Regions from separate parts of the Mus musculus genome. Here region 1 is linked to region 2. The links are chromatin loops, found by intact Hi-C in ENCODE. Cell type or tissue: left cerebral cortex. All regions are shown on one strand.

The links. Peaks named below come from ENCODE experiments on the same cell type or tissue, not always from the same donor. Only the 100,000 strongest peaks of a DNase experiment are listed, where the experiment ranks them.
Region 1: a loop joins it to region 2, with 2.4 times the contacts of the local background. A loop is called at or near these places in 9 of 42 quality-filtered maps.

Annotation. Positions count from the first base shown.
Region 1 is chr2:129,170,002-129,178,001 of GRCm38, forward strand. It overlaps the pseudogene Gm14026. Among named protein-coding and RNA genes, the nearest start is that of AI847159, 6.7 kb to the right of the region's middle. In left cerebral cortex, CTCF peaks have their summits at 4,604 (motif pointing right) and 6,245 (motif pointing right); a DNase peak (open chromatin) is centred at 4,628; H3K4me3 peaks cover 234 bases.
Region 2 is chr2:129,405,203-129,413,202 of GRCm38, forward strand. No RefSeq gene overlaps it. Among named protein-coding and RNA genes, the nearest start is that of Il1b, 38 kb to the left of the region's middle. In left cerebral cortex, CTCF peaks have their summits at 1,541 (motif pointing left) and 3,458 (motif pointing left); DNase peaks (open chromatin) are centred at 3,498, 4,354, 5,955, 6,670 and 1 more place; H3K27ac peaks cover 4,026 bases.

The sequences.
Region 1 (8,000 bases), 240 kb before region 2:
AGCCTCACTTCTTTTAAAAACATATAAGACAACAATTGAGGAAGATAAGATCGTCTTGAAAAATCCTGACCTCTCTGTCCGGGCCACAATGGCCATCAAATTGTGCTTGGGTGAAAAGGAGATTTTGGAAAAAGCAGTGAAGAGTGCGGCCGCGAACTGGGAGTACTACCGTAAACACATGGAGGAGAGGGCACCACCGCAGAGATACGAGGAGAGTGACCTGGGGCTCTTGGAGGGTGGTGTGGGGGACTCAAGGCTCCCTCTGGTCCTGAGAAAGTTGGAGGAGGAGGCAGGTGTGCAGGAGTCTCTGAGCCTCACAGAGACTGTCAGCAAAGTCAAGGCTGCTGAAAATGGGCTTGTCAATGGGGAAAACTTGATCCCTAATGGGACCAGGTCTGAAAATGAAAGCTTAAGCCCAGAAGAAAGTGAAAACGTGACTGGAGAAGAGTCTTCAGGCAGCATGGCCAAGGTGAAGGAGCGATTTTGAGATGCTCATGGGATCCAGTCGAGCAGAAGTTTTGTACAGCCCACCACATCACCATGTTCCTTGTTAACATTTTTCTTATCGCAGAGAGGAAGATATGTTTTTGCTGCTTTATATAAAAGTGATTTTTAAGTTATTTTAAAGATCTAGCTTCCCTATTTGATTAAGATTGCCATCTTGCTTTTAGGCAGAAAAAAGTAGTGAATAGCAGCGGAGAGGAGAGGAGGCACCCTTGAACGACTGCAGACCAGCTGTGGGCACTTGCTGCTCCTCCAGGAAAGGGTGAGGTCCGTGCTCAGCTATGCTCGCAGGCCTGCTGTCCTCACTCCAGAATGAGTGCTGGCTCTGCCTCTGGCTGCAGAGTTGAGGCTGGACTCTGGAGTGGATGGTGGAGATGAGGCACAGTGGAGAGAAAGCTGGGCTAGGCCATTGAAATAGAGGCTGGATTTCTTAATAAGAATATCCCCAGTACCAAAAGAAAAGGTGAGGTGGCAACCTGATTTTTAATGGCTTAAAATGTTGATGATGATCCTAATTATATAAACACACACATATATCTAGTGATTTCTAAGGATTTGTTTACTTTTTGTGTTCTGTTTTGCTGTATTAAAAACTTGTCCTTTTCCTTAAATCAAAGTAGGACTCGAGTCCTCCTCGTTTTTCACAGTGGCTTTGTTTCAGAGGTACACTGACTCCAGTGGTGTCAGGATGAGGTGGCCCCTGGCTTTCTGGTTCACAACAAGCTAGAGATTTTCAAAGCTACCCTTTTGAGTAAAACCCCTTATTAAAAGAGAAAAAAACATGTTTTCTATGCCTTTGGAAAGACACTGTTTTCCTTCCTCTACCCCTGTTGTTATCAGTAGGCTTGGTCTTTTCATGGTGCTACATGTAACTTGGAAATCTCATTCACACCTTCTTATTGTTTATCATCGTCCTTGTTTGTTCCATTTCTGTCACCGTGCTTAAAGGCTCCAGCGTTCTGTCAGTTGGTCCTATTGATGAGACTTCCGCAGAGATTTTTCGTTGACTTACTATGTCCTCTATGTCTATTATTTCAGGGTGGCTTTTCCTCAGTGTTTCCATCTCTTTGTTGAATTTCTCTCCTGTCTTGCAGCACTTTTCTTACTTCATTTGTCTGTTTGTGTTCTCAGCCAGGAGCTTACGCTCTTTGATTTCCTTGAACACACTTAGAATCTTGAGTCCACAATCTGGGATTTCATCTAACTCACCCTTATTATACACCGGTACTATAGGAGCAGTGGGCTTTTTGGGAAGAGTTTTGTTGTTTTGTGTGTGTGTGTATGTGTGTGTGTGTGTGTGTGTGTGTGTGTGTGTGTGTGTGTATTTCTTATGTTACTGGGTTGGGATTTGTGCATGTGGTGTTATTTCTTTGCTTGGTTTAATTTTTGTTTGTTTGTTTGTTTGTTTGAGACAGGGTTTCCCTGTATAGTCCTGGCTGTCTTGGAACTCACTCCGTAGACCAGGCTGGCCTCGAACTCAGAAATCCACCTGCCTCTGCCTCCCGAGTGCTGGGATTAAAGGCGTGAGCCACCACGCCAGGTTGGTTTAATTTTTAAAATAAATTATTATTATTATACATAAGTACACTGTAGCTGACTTCAGATGCACCAGAAGGGAGTGTCAGATCTCATTATGGGTGGTTGTGAGCCACCATGTGGTTGCTGGGATTTGAACTCAGGACCTTCAGAAGAGCAGTCAGTGCTCTTACCCACTGAGCCATCTCGCCAGCCCCCTTGGTTTAATTTTTAATCAGTTTTATTTTCTCAGTTGAAGTATTTGCAATGTTCCTGTGTGGTCTGGATGTGGTAGAGCTGAGTATACAGTTCAGAAAACAGTTTCTCAGTGCTGGAACTCAGAGGTCCTGGTGGAAGCTCTGGATTCTTCCTTCAGTGTGACATTACAGGGAGAGCCACTACCGTGCAAGTGTCATGCCAGCCAACTAACAACAGTGGTCCTATAACTTTAATAACTGCTGGAGGGTAACCTACAAAGGATAGTGTGGTACCTACTTTGACTTTACCTAATAAGATTAGGATGGGGAAAGAAATGGAGTGGGTGAGGAGAGATATAAGTAAATATATCGAGGTTGGGAAAGCAGCTAGGGAGGGAAAGTTGCCTGGGACTCTGTTAGGGTCCACAGATTTTAGTAACTTTTAAAGCGATGGAAGGTTATAATTCAGATCTAAAACAAGGGGAACCAGAGAGATGGCTCAGAGGTTAAGAGCACTGGCTGCTGCTCTTCCAGTTCCACGGGATCTGACACCCTCATACAGAAATACAAACAGGCAGAATACTAATGCATAGGAAATAAAAATAAATAAATCATTAAAACAAATTAAAAGTAAAAAGAAGCTTTAATATCTTGAATCCCAGCATTAAGGAGGCAGAGGCAGATGGATCTCTGTGAGTTCCAGGCCAGCCTAACCTACATATAGAGTTCCAGGTCATCCAGGGCTACAAAGTGAGACCCTGTCTAGGAAAAAAAACAAACAAAACAAAAAGAGGAACAGAAAGAGTAAGAGCAAGAAGACAAGACATAGGCATAAGGTGGGACGTGTCTGAGATGTGGTTGAAGAGTATACTAAAGAATGCCTTAAAATAGCCGGGCGTGCTGGGCGTGGTGGAGCACACCTTTAATCCCAGCACTTGGGAGGCAGAGGCAGGCAGATTTCTGAGTTCGAGGCCAGCCTGGTCTACAGAGTGAGTTCCAGGACAGCCAGGGCTACACAGAGAAACCCTGTCTCAAAAAAACCAAAAAAAAAAACCAAAAAACAAAAAAAACCCTGTCTCGAACCGCCCCCTTGACCCCCAAAAAAGAATGCCTTAAAATAAGCTGGGTGGGGAAATAAAAACCAGTTCTGCTTTGGAGTCCTCTTTTCTAGCACACCATGGTGGATGACAAGTGATGCTGGAAGCCGGAAGTGACCAGAAAGTGCCAGTTCCCACTGAGCATCTCCACAATGCCTGGGGGGCGGGGGGCGGGGAGGAATGCCTTTCAGCTCCAGGCTCTTCCCGAATTATAGTCCTAACCAAGCAGGCGCAAATCTATGTATCTTAAACTGAGCATGCGCTGGAATGGACCCTTCTGAAAGTGCCGTTCCCCCATATGAATATGTATAAGCCTGCTTGCCAATTCCTGACCCTTTCTCTGTGCTCTCCTGCCTGCAGGTGATGAGAATCCTGCCCGGTTTTGTGTCCTGGCTGGGATTTTCAGCCTTGAACTTGAAGTTACCTACACAGCCACGGCTGGAATGCTGGCGCCAACTTTGCTGTCTTCATTTTCTCCGTTATATTCAGTGTAGGACCCCACTCCACAGGATGGTGCCTCTCACTTTCAGTGTGAGTCTATCGCGCTCTGTTAAACTTCCCTAGAAACACCCTCACAAACACACCCAGAGGTGTGATTCCATGCTGAGTTTAAATCTTATTTGCCAGTGAAGATGAACTGTCACACTTACTACTGAATAGGAAAGCACATGTATTAGAATTTCTATGCTGCAGTGAACTCCATGACCAAAATTTACTTAGGGGAGAAAGAGTTAATCTTATCTTACAACTGTCAGGTCACACTGCATCAGTAAGAGACCTCAGGGCAGGAGTCTGGAGACAGGAATGGAAGCAGAAGCCATGGAGGAATCCTGCCTCCTGCCTTGCTTCTCAGGCCTTCTTCCGCCTACTTTCTGATACACCTTAAGACCATCTGCCCAAGGGAGCACTCGCTCACGTCAACCTAGATGGAGGAATTTTTCTTAACTGGATTTCCCTTTTGCCAAATGACTACAGTTTGCCAAAACCAACCAGCACAAGTGAAAGAAGCAGGCCTAATAAAAATATAAACCCCTCTCCACCAAAAAAAAAAAAAAAAAAAAAAAAAAAAGATTCCGCAGTTGTATGATTCTGTGTGACACCTGAGCCAGACTTCGTGAAGGTTCCCCATCGACTAAGCATCTTGTCACGTGGCCTGCAGGCCTGGATCTGAAGCCTCACCCTAAAGCAGATACTAACAGCATAAGGAGAGGAGGTCCAGGTACTCCTTGGGAGATGACCGGATGCAGTCAGTGCTCCATCGGGTGCCTTGACTTAGAACATCCCAGCAGAGGGCAGTCTGAACTCAGGCACCACTTTCCCCAGTCACTGGTTAGCCAACAAGGCAGATGGGTACCTTGCCCCCTCACTGCCCATGGGAGCTTGAACGTGGTGCCCACTGCTGGCAGCAGCGTCACTAGAGAAACAGGACGCACAAGGACACTGTGTAAAAAGGTTGTTTTGAGTTCTCCCCAAGCCTGGCATCCCGCCACACTCCCCATCTAGGATCCTGGGTTAAAGGCTCCTCCCTGTGCCGGCTGCTCTCTATTCCCACTCACTTTCAGATTCTGTTTCTCTGAGGCATAGATTCTTAGAGTCTTGGAGGTGGAAGGTTGGTTGCAGTAAGTCTAGAAGTTGGCATGTCAAATAGCTTCAAGGGCAGGTGGGGAGCCTAACTGGTGAAGCTGTTTTAGGAAGATGATGGCAGCTATGTTGAAGGAGGGAGGTGAGCCTTGTGAAAAAACAGCTCAATTCTATTGTTTTTCTAACAAGAAATTTGGCTGGGGTGGAGGAGGGGGAAGAGGAGGAGGAGGAGGAGGAGGAGGAGGTAGCTTGAGGGATGGATCAATGGTTAAGAGTATTGGCTGCTTTCCCAGAGGACCCTGGTTTGGTTACCCAGAATCCACATGGTGGCTTACAACCATCTGTAACACCAGTCTCTGGGCATCTGATACCTTCTTCTGGCCCTCTGGAACACTAGGCACACACCAGGTACATAGACATACCTATAGGCAAAACACCTACAAAATTATTTTTTAAAATTGGGGAGGATTTTGGAGGAGTTGGGATGGGAAAGAATACGATCAAAATATATTGTATCAACAATTTTTATTTAAGAAAGAGAGAGGGGGGAGGAAGGAAGGAAGGAAGGGAGGGAGGGAGGGAGGGAGGGAGGAAGGAAGGAAAGAAAGAAAGAAAGAAAGAAAGAAAGAAAGAAAGAAAGAAAGAGAGAGAGAGAGAGAGAGAAAGATGACCATGGGTTGAGTTGCATCATTGGTGATCAATTACTTCCTGATTTAATAGAAGAGAAAGTTAAAGGTCCAGAGAGGAAGAGCTGCTGCCTACCCAAGGAGGGGTTCTATGCCCTCTCTTACTAGAACCTGGCATGTTAATGTCGTGGTACCCTGGAGGAAAAAGGTGAATATAAGCAGAAGTAGCTGGACATGGTTGAACTTTCAGATCTGTCAGGCTGGTGGCTGCTGATTAATCCGAGATTACCTCATTTCCTTCCTTAGCCAAAGACAGCTTGTTTGGAGAAAGCAGCCTCCCCTAGGGCCCAGGGCACTCCTTTTCCTCAGTGAGTCACAGCCTCTGAACCCACTGTGGACAGCCTGACTCCAAGGCAAGAGTCCTCCCACTCCCACTTTTTCCAATGGACACTCCTGTCAGAGGCACTCCACTCCTTCAGCCATCTCTCTATAACTTAAACTAACTTACTCAGACATATTATATTCGCCTTGAAATGGGATCTTATGGGTCCAGAGGATTGCCAGTCTTCAATTTTTTTTTCTTCAAAGATTTATTTATTGTATGTATATGAGTACACTGTAGCTGTACAGATGGTTGTGAGCTATCATGTGGTTGCTGGGAATTGAACTTCAGGACCTCCGCTCACTCTAGCCCTGCTTGCTCTGGCCCAAAGATTAATTTATTATTATATGTAAGTACACTGTAGCTGTCTTCAGACACACCAGCAGAGGGCGTCAGATCTCAATTATGAATGGTTGTGAGCCACCATGTGGTTGCTGGGATTTGAACTCAGGACCTTCGGAAGAGCAGTCAGTGCTCTTAACTGCTGAGCCATCTCTCCAGCCCCAGTCTTCAATTCTTAAAGTTCATGTTTTTAAAAAGGTATAGGCATTGCTTTAGCTGGGGTTCCTATAACTGTGAAGAAACACCGTGAACAAAAGCAACTTGGGAAGAAAGGGTTTGTTTCATTCTTAGTTCTCTAGAACAGCTCACATCAAAAGTGGGAAAGGGAGGCACGCATGCAGGGCAGGAACTTGGAGGCAGGGGCTGATGCATAAAGGGGTGCTGCTTGCAGGCTTGCTCATCATGGCTTGCTCAGCCAGCTTTCTTATGTAACACAGGACCCCCCCCCCACACACACACACACAATGGGCTGGGACCTCCCACATCAATCACTAGTTAAGAAAATTCCCCACGGGTATGCCTACAGCCCAATCTGGGATTAAAGGCGTGTGGGTATTTTCTTTATTGAGGTTCCTCCCTTTCGGTTGACTTTAGCTTGTGTCAAGTTGACGTGAAACTAGCCAGCACAGATGCAGAGCGTGGTTTTCCTGCAACGTGTGCAGGACTCCTGGACGCTGCATGAGCCTGAAAAGGTCTTACAAGTGGTTTTTAGGACGCCAGTGTACACTAGCATTGTGTCCTCCTCTAGGAGGATGAGCAAGGCAGAAGCTTGGTTGTGGATACTTCTTTGCCTCCTCAGTTGCAGGGACTAGGCTGTGGCTACGTAACCCCTCACAAGGCTACGTAGGTCTCTTTAGGTCTCTGGCCAGGATTTGAAATGAAGCTAGCCCTGGGAAGAATGTTATTTCCTTGTCACTATGACTAACTCCAGTGAGGATTAACACAAAACAAATCCCTTTGTCATGGGCTGTCGCTGGTCCTGATCCTCCCAGCCAGCAGACACCAGAGGAGGGGGGTGGCAGAGTGGGAGGACAAGGACTAGAAGGAGGAGGTGGTAGTTGTGGTGGTGAGGCAGTCGTGAAAGAAATTACCTCAAGAATACCCTCTAGGGGAAGAAGTAAGAACAGGTACCTATTTGTTCAAGAAAAAAGGAACAAAAATAGAAATTAAAAAAAAAAAAAAAAGCAGAGACTAATGAGCTTAGCTACCTGCTGTAGGGCATGGCAGAGACAGGACAGGAGGGATAAAGCAGATGGAGTGGGAACAGGACTTCTAGACAGAGCCTTTTGTTCTGACATGACATTTAGGAGCCACTGCAAAATTAAAACTGAGAGTAAAATTTGGAAGAATATGGAGAACCCTAAAATCAAATGAAAAACAGAAATAAACAAATTAAAAGATAATGCCCTTTGACCTCCATCTTGCCTCTTTATAGTTAAAGCAATCAAACTTTTATGACGCATGAAGCAATTAATTAAACAATTCATTTAATCTCTGTGATTTCCTTTAGTCATGGCTACTTTGACAAGGCCTGGGATGGGTGATTTAAAAGTGCTCTAGGCCTCTGTGGGAGATGCTCCTAATCTGGCAGAGACTTGATGCCTCAGGGTTGGGGAAATACCCTGGCGGGGTTGGGGCGGGGCAGGGGGGCCCTCTCAGAAGAGAAGGGTATGGGGGAGGGTCTCTGGGGGGGCACCAGGAAAGGGGCAGCATTTGGCATGTAAATAAATAAATAACAAAAACCAAAAACCATTGA
Region 2 (8,000 bases):
TTTTGAATTGTGGCAAGTCCTCTTTGAAATATTATATGCCCTCTATTCTATTCAGACATTTCTAACATTCACTTCATTTATGTCTGACATGTTATTTCCACACAGGAAGGGTCTTCCTGAATCACGCCATCTAAAGTAAACCACACGGTGGCGGACAGTGTGGATTTGACACTTTAGTGTGGCCAGGAAGCTACCCAGCCACGACATGTGTATTATTTCATGTTATCCTTACAACACCACAAAACAACAGATTTGATCATCCTCTCGTCTTTGTAGGGTTATAAAATAGGTTTAGAAGTCAAATAGGTTCTCTGGTTACTGTGAACAAAAAGTAATGGGAGGATTTGCTCCTGAATCAAACACCTTTAGCTGTCCTGTACAAACAAGCTCCATGTCCCGATTTGACATCTTTCACTAACAGTTGCAAGAATTACACAAAACACAACCTGGTGCTAGGAACTGAGAAGTCACTAGCCTTGAAAAAGAATCAATATAGGATTACATTAAAAATAGAAATCAAATTAATTTTATAGAACAGGGCAGATAGAAATGTGATTATAAAATGCAACTGTGAACCCAGGTTGTAACTTAGCATTTTCTAGTTTCTATTTTTTTAAAAATTAGAAGATAGCTCAGTGAGGTGGCTCCTGCTGGTTACCCCTGTGCTCAGGAGGCAGCACAGGGTGATCAATGCAAGTTTGTGGCCAACTTGATCTATATAGTGAGATCTAGGTCCACCAGGACTCAATAATGTGAGTTTGTCTCATAAAAGAAAAAAGAAAAGGAGAAAAGAAAGAAAAAAATAATTAATAATAAAAAGAAATAGGTCAAATAAATTTTAATATATTTTGTTTAATTTGAAATATCAGAAATATTATTCGAATATGTAATCATATAAAAGTTATCAGTGAGATTGTCTACATCCTATGTTGTGCTTTGTACATAAGATGTAGTGTGTGTTTTAGGCTTTATATTTCAGTGAGTCCCATTTCAAGTTCTCAGTAGCCACATGTGGCCATGGCTGCCACTCTGAACAGTACAGGTCTACAAATAAAGAAATGGAAAGGCATTTCTGGAGGGATGGTTGCTGGGTGGCAGGGTATAGCCAACATTTAAGGGGTTGACTGGGAGCCAAATGCCGAATCAACAGGAAGTTAGAGGACATGGTTGCTATGCCTACATTGTCACTTCGATTGAAGTTAGACATTTTGAAAATTAAGGCAGTCACCCAGTACGCCCAAAGTGTGGTATAATGAAAGAGAGCTCGTGCTAGCTAGGTGTAGAATTGCCAGACGCAAAAGTTTGAGTTTCATCTCCCATCAGCCAAATAGCGTCAGAGACAATGGGGATTGCGGTGTTTGTCTCACAGAGATGTGCATGTATTAAACCGCAACTCAGAGCTCTTCCTGTTCAGGCTTGGCAGGTTCTGCCCCGAGATGACCCATCCCATGTACTTTGTGCAGCCTACGAAGCAGGAGACACCTGAATCACGGAGGCAGCTCTTTACTACTTTTAACTCCAGGTCTAGGGGAATCTTACGCCCTCCTCTGGTTTCTGAGGGTACTGCACCCACATGTATATTTTCCCACCCACTCCCCAACCCCCTCACACTGGCACCATACACGTAAATGAAATAAAATAAGTCTTAATAAAGCAAAGTATAACTTCCCAAATAAAATAATGTATTTAATCTCAGGTGAAGTTCTCCTCTTGTACTGTGGCAGAAACCAGCTTTGTATTAGGGATCATGTGGAAAGGCATTGTTTGTGGTGGCTCTGGAAAATGCTGATATATGTCTGGCTGCATGACCTCAGATCATGGGCCTTGAGTTCTGTGGTTCCCACTAAAAGACAGCATGGGTCCTCACCATACTAACATGCTTCCAGGCCTGTAGACCCCTCTGTGTGAGATGTAGAATAAAGGAAAGTTTTAGATTTTCCTCTGATCTCTGGACCACAGAAAGCTCGTGTTGCCTGTATTTGCACAGAATTCAGTACTTTCTTGCTATGAGTGCCATCATTTCTATCTCTCTACAGCTTGTAGCTTTCCTGGCTCCCAGTGGAGCCACAGATGTCTAAATACCTCTGGGATTTTGTCTTGCTCCTGTCCCAGAACCCAGCCGGAAATAGGAGGGGCAGCAAGTACCAGGGCTCCTCTAGGATTCCTTCTTCTTCAAGTGTCTTCCCTCCTGCCTGACCATCCTGTTCCCAGTCCTGGGAAGGCTTATTTGGCTCTAACATAAAGGCACAGCTCTGAAAAGTGTAGGTTAAAGGCAGGAAATGTCACAACAAATAAACGGTTCTCTGAGAAAAATTACCCCGGAAGTAAAAATGACCCCACATTGAAGGACAGCCAGAGCTACTTGTTATAACGGGAGAAACAGATTCATTTTAGGACTGTTGCAATGGGGAAAGAGAACGCAGTGCAGAGCTGGGCTGGGTTCTGGATACAGCAGGGGCAGGAGAAAATCTACAGCAGGGAGCACGGTGGGTGGCAGAGGGTGGCACAGGATAGACAGGAAATATCAGGAGGCAGGAAGGTTCTTGGTATACTCACCTAACAGGATTTTTGCAGATGACTGGGCAGGACACTGCACGTCACCTGGGCGATGATGACTCAGAGTGAGGAACGTGGTTAGACGTCAGGGCGAGAAAGTAGCCTGACTGCGCGGAATTCCTGCTAAAGTTTGATTTTAATCGAGAAACAGAAGGCCTGGGTCAGGGATCAGGATGTCGACTAAAAATGGAACAGGGATCAGGACGCGGGCCACAAACTTAGTGAGGAGGAGAGAGAACCTTTGTGCCTTTCACTAGGACAGTGTCACTTCACTCCTTTTGGGTCCTCAAGTCAACTTTTATCTGGAGCAGTTTTAGGGAGCCGGAGATGGAGAGGGAAAAACAGAAAATGCCCAAAGAAAATAAGTGGGTACGAGTCCGCTCAGTGGGGAGCAGGCGAGGGCATGCATGTGGGAAGACTTGGTTAGATTCTCCAATTCCTTGCGCTGTCAGTACTGCTCAACTTTGCCCCAGACCTGGTCTATGGACTTCTGACCATCAGAGAGGAACACATTGGAGGCAAAAGAGGTCAATATCTTATATCAAAACAGGGGTTATGAGCTGCGTTTAGTGTTTCTTTGGTTGGATTGGTTTAAGAATGGTGAGCAAAACCAGGCTTCCTGAAGCTAATAAACCTTCGCTTGGCTGAAAAGTCCCTGCGTTCAGAATCCTGGGCTGGAAATCTAACGTTTTCAATGAAGGTTTTCCTCTGAAGCACGTTTTTGGTTATCATTAGATAGTCACGTTCTACGGATGTTAGCAAACAGATGCCATGTTTACTGGGCGGTCATTTGGAAAGTTCCCTTCCCAGGGATGCAGGCAGCAAGAGCTAGGAGGCCCCTGCTTCCACCGCAGATAAGCAGAGCCGCGACTCAACCCGTCTGCCACCTAGTGGCAGGACGCCCGCAGTTCGAGCGAGTTTACCAAGCTGAGTTCATCAGCCCAGGAACTTCGTAATGCAAAACTGAACTAAATAAAGATAGGGGGAAATAGATATTATAAGAAAAATGCGCTATTTGTGCTCCAGCTCCATGTCAACGCATTGCATCCACAAATAGCGTCCGTATGTGCTAGTCGGTATACTAAAAGTGAAACGTATATTTTTAAATGTGCCCTATCTGTGGCTATAAAAAGATGGCTGATATAAAACTTGGGATGATTCATATTTTACGGAGTAAGATGTAGGATTCTATAATGCTTAAAAAGTATGGTGGGACCAGAGAACTGAGCTGGGTGGGTAGCAAACTGGGTTGGTCTGAAGGAGCCTGCTGTGCAGAAGCCACAGAGGAGGCCGAGGAGGGGGCGAGAGCTCTCCCAGTCCTTGAGGAGCTGGCACTAGAAGGATCACAATTCTCTATTTACAAACAACTCTCTGTTTACGAACTATAGGATTAATTTTTTGTCGAAGTTTATATCCTTGTTTGGACACATTTTCTGTGCTAGAAAGGCTAACAGATAACAAAGAGCATCTTTCTTTTCAGTTCCCATGGGATGTGGATCCACCGTCCCCGCCCCGCCCCGCCCCCACTTCTAGAATTAAAAACCACGGACTTGAATGTCATCTTTCCCTGGCACGCTCATTAATCATTGAAGTTCCAGTTGCTTCCTGGCCTTCTTTTATCTAAGCAACTTTTTTTTTCTAAAATGCAAAGACCTTAGAATCTGCAGGGAAAGAACCAGCCCTGTTTTTATATCCCCGTCTTACCCCAAAGCTCTCTTGGACCCCAAAAGGACCATAACTTGATACCCCAGCTAAACCCTTTCTTTGACATGTATAAATACTGATGTATATACTTATGAGGGGTCCTATGGATGTCACACTTAGCTATAATATTTTCTTTTAAAATCAATGTTAAGCTAGACAAGCTGACTCATGCCGGTGAGTCTAGTCTGATGCTGATCCAGTCTCAAGGGTGCGAGTTTGAGTCCAACTTGTCTACACCATGAGTTCCAAGGAAACTGGACTTGAGGTGAAACCCTGTTTCAAAGAACCCAACCCAAACCAAATCAACAAAAAATACCCCCACTGTCTTATTGAGGTATAACTTACATGTAACAAAATATCCAATGGAGGGTACGTACAACCTCCTCATTTTCAATAAATGTCCAACTCCTTAAACCAACACTCCAATCAAGTCACCCTCTACCCTAACCCCATTGCAGACATGATTCACTTTTTTGTCACCACAGTTTAACTGGGCCTTTCTATAACGTCTTTAGATGGAATTGTGTGTTGTGTTGTCTTTGGTGTCGGGCTTCCCTTGTTCATTATAATTATCTAGGTTTGTTAATGTTTTCATTTCTTTCTAGTGTTTAACTGTTGTACGAATATATACAACATTGGATATACATTCGACCACTGGTGGCAATTTCACGTCAATCTAGATGCTGCAAATAGTCATATATAAGTTTTAATGTCTACTTACATCTTCATTTTTCTTGGCTAGGAATAGACTTGCTGTGTCAGCTGTTCACTGCACGCTTGTTCTCTTGAGTGGCCTGGCCATTTTGAACTTCTCACCAGCACTGACTGAGAGTTTCAGTGGCCCCACATCTTTTCAAGTGCCTTTGCTTTAGTTAATTTTGATGGATCCTTAGAGGCATCCTACCGGCTGTAGCCACTGCCCTACAGTGACTATTGAGCATCTTTTCCTGTGCCAGAGTCAATGAGCCAGTCTGGTGTGCTGGTGGCCGCTATTAGTTCATCGGGTAGATTTTTTGTTTTGTTTTGTCTTGTCTTACTGTGTCACTTTAATTTGTGACACACGATAACCACATAACTGTTGTGACACTGGCTTAGGACATCTAGGGGTGTGGAGAACTGGGTTTTCTTTGATTTTGCAACAACTGTGCGTTTTGCTTATACCATGACTGGCTCCTTCGTTAACACAAATGCATGGAAGTGCCACATATAGGAAAATGTGTTTCCCTTTCTCTACCAAACCGATTTCTCTTAAGTATGTTCACTTGTCCCATAACTTTAAATATAAATTAAATTGTTTTCTTGCATCTATGTGTGTGTGTGTGTGTGTGTGTGTGTGTGTGTGTGTGTGTGTGTGTGTGTAGGTCATAGAACAACCTACAGTTACTGCTTTTCTCCATCTACTCTGTGGGTCCTGAGGATTAAACCCAGGTCTTGGCAGCAAGCACCTTTACCCGCTGAGCCATCCCACTGGCCCCATTCCTTTGTTTTAGAAGTGATTTAAGACTATTGAAAAGATTTGGAAACTGGAGCATAGAAGAGAAAAGATTCCACTGCCTTCAGTTCAGCATCCTCTCCTTTCACAGGGTGATATTTCTCGACCTTTAAGGAGTTCCTTTTCTGCTCTGATTTGCATTCTTGTGAGTGTTGGTTTTTATTTGAATTCAGCTTGCATAGCTCCTGAGCCATGATTAGAACAACACCTCACAAAGCCCCAGCAACATATGAAGCCAAGCAGTGCTGCTCTTGTGGTTCAACAGAGAGTCCTCGAAGAGACTCTGCACACCTTCTCCCAGGAGGGCAGCCAGGGACACTTCAGTATGCACACATGGACAGGATGACCTGGTCTTGGAGTTGGCCTTCTTGTAAGCTTTAATTTGGTTTCAATTTTTCAGTTCAGTAGTTTGATTAAAAAAATATCAGAGCCCAGTGAACCTACGGTACTTAATCATGTCTAAGTAAAGCTTGGCCAGGGCAGTGTGAATGCTGAAATTACCTTTGTTCTTAAATGGTCATTGCCAGTGTAGCAGTCTCTGTGACACCTTCTCCCGCCCCAGAGGTCGGTCTCAAGCCTGCCCATGTCTTGTTTTGTTTTCCTTACTATTTTGTTTGAATGGCAATGGCTTATTCCTGTCCACATGGAAGGAACGGGCTGTACCACTGTTTTTATTCTGCCCCTTTAAGAGCACTCGGTGGGGGGTGGGGGTCAATAAGAACTAAGGAGAATGACACATATGTATGAAATGCCACAACAAAACCCATCACTTGGCCTGCTAACATAGGTGGGGCACGCCAAGAAGCCACCTACATCTCTCTAAGCCCTGCCCACGCCTCAGGGTACAGGTGTTCTTCACTTACCTTGGCTCATGGCTCAGCCTCCTGAAAACTTTCCTGGCTCAGCTCCTCTCCGGCTGGATTTATGTCTCTGACACTGCCATATATGATAAGAGGAAATCCTGCAGCATTCCTGAGCAGCCCAACAGCTCCTGATCTCAAGGGAATGCAAGGTGTCTGTGTCCACTGCCAGGCACAGGCTCCTCAGCTCCTCTCTCATCCAACCCATTCAGCACTGATGCCCAGCAAGACAAGTTGAGAGCATGCTGGCTTCTCCATTCTCCTATTCCCCTCCTCCTTTGCCCCATTCCCTGCCTAAAATGTTCATTACCAGCTCTTCCCTTCTCTGGCAAGCTCAGAGCTAGAGGCACTGTGGGCTGGCTCCTCACTGGACCGGCATCTGGTTTGGCAGGTACTAAATAGATAAATGTTTTTTGGCTGCTCCCTCTAGATCTGAGTGGCCACAGTAAACGATCAGAGCACCTCTGCCCTCTGGTAGGTGGAGGTTGGAGTTGCCTGCAGGTCCTCTGGCTTAGGTCCCCTGGCAAGGACACCTAAGCATGATGTGTTCATTCATTCAGCTTTCTGGGCCATGCAGTTGTTTCTCCTGGCTTCCTCTGAGTCCTGGTTCCTGATGGTTATTACCAAGACTCTGGCTTTCCTTTCTGCCATTCCTGCCTGACTTCCTAGCTAATATTCGATTTCTGCTCAGCAGTGGCAGGACTCTGAGGCTCTGGTAATCACCTAGGCCTCTTTTGGAGAAGAGGAAAAACATACTGGAAGGAAATCATTCCCAACTCCACTATTTGGATTTATTATTTTGGGGTCTTGCTATCTATCCTGAGCTGGACTCAAGCTCAGATCTTCCTGCCTCACCCTCCCAAGTGCTAGATTATAGACATGTGAGAACCACACTGTTCCAAGTACACACACACACACACACACACACACACACACACACACTTAACATAGTTTTGCCCATTGTATAACTTTATCCTAAGTAACTTTTTTAGACCAGTCAAGAGTATTTGTTGCTCTTACAGAGGATCCGGGTTCAATTTTCAGCACCTACATGGTAGCTCACAACCATCCATAATTCTATTTCCAAGAGATCTGACACCTTCTTTCTGACCTCTGCAGGCACCAGGCATGGATGTGATGCACATGCATACACGCAGGGAAACACTCAGACATATTAGATAAAAATAAATCATCTAAAAGTATTTTGAAGTTACATTTTATTTACTTTGTGTTGTGTATGTATAATGTATGTACAATGTGTGCATGTGCAGGCATGGCAGAGCACACATGTGACATTCAGAAGAACTTGCGGGACTCTGTTCTTCCCTTCTACATTGTGAGTCCTGGGGGACTTGGAAGGTCAGGTCATAGGTTCGGTGACAAGTACC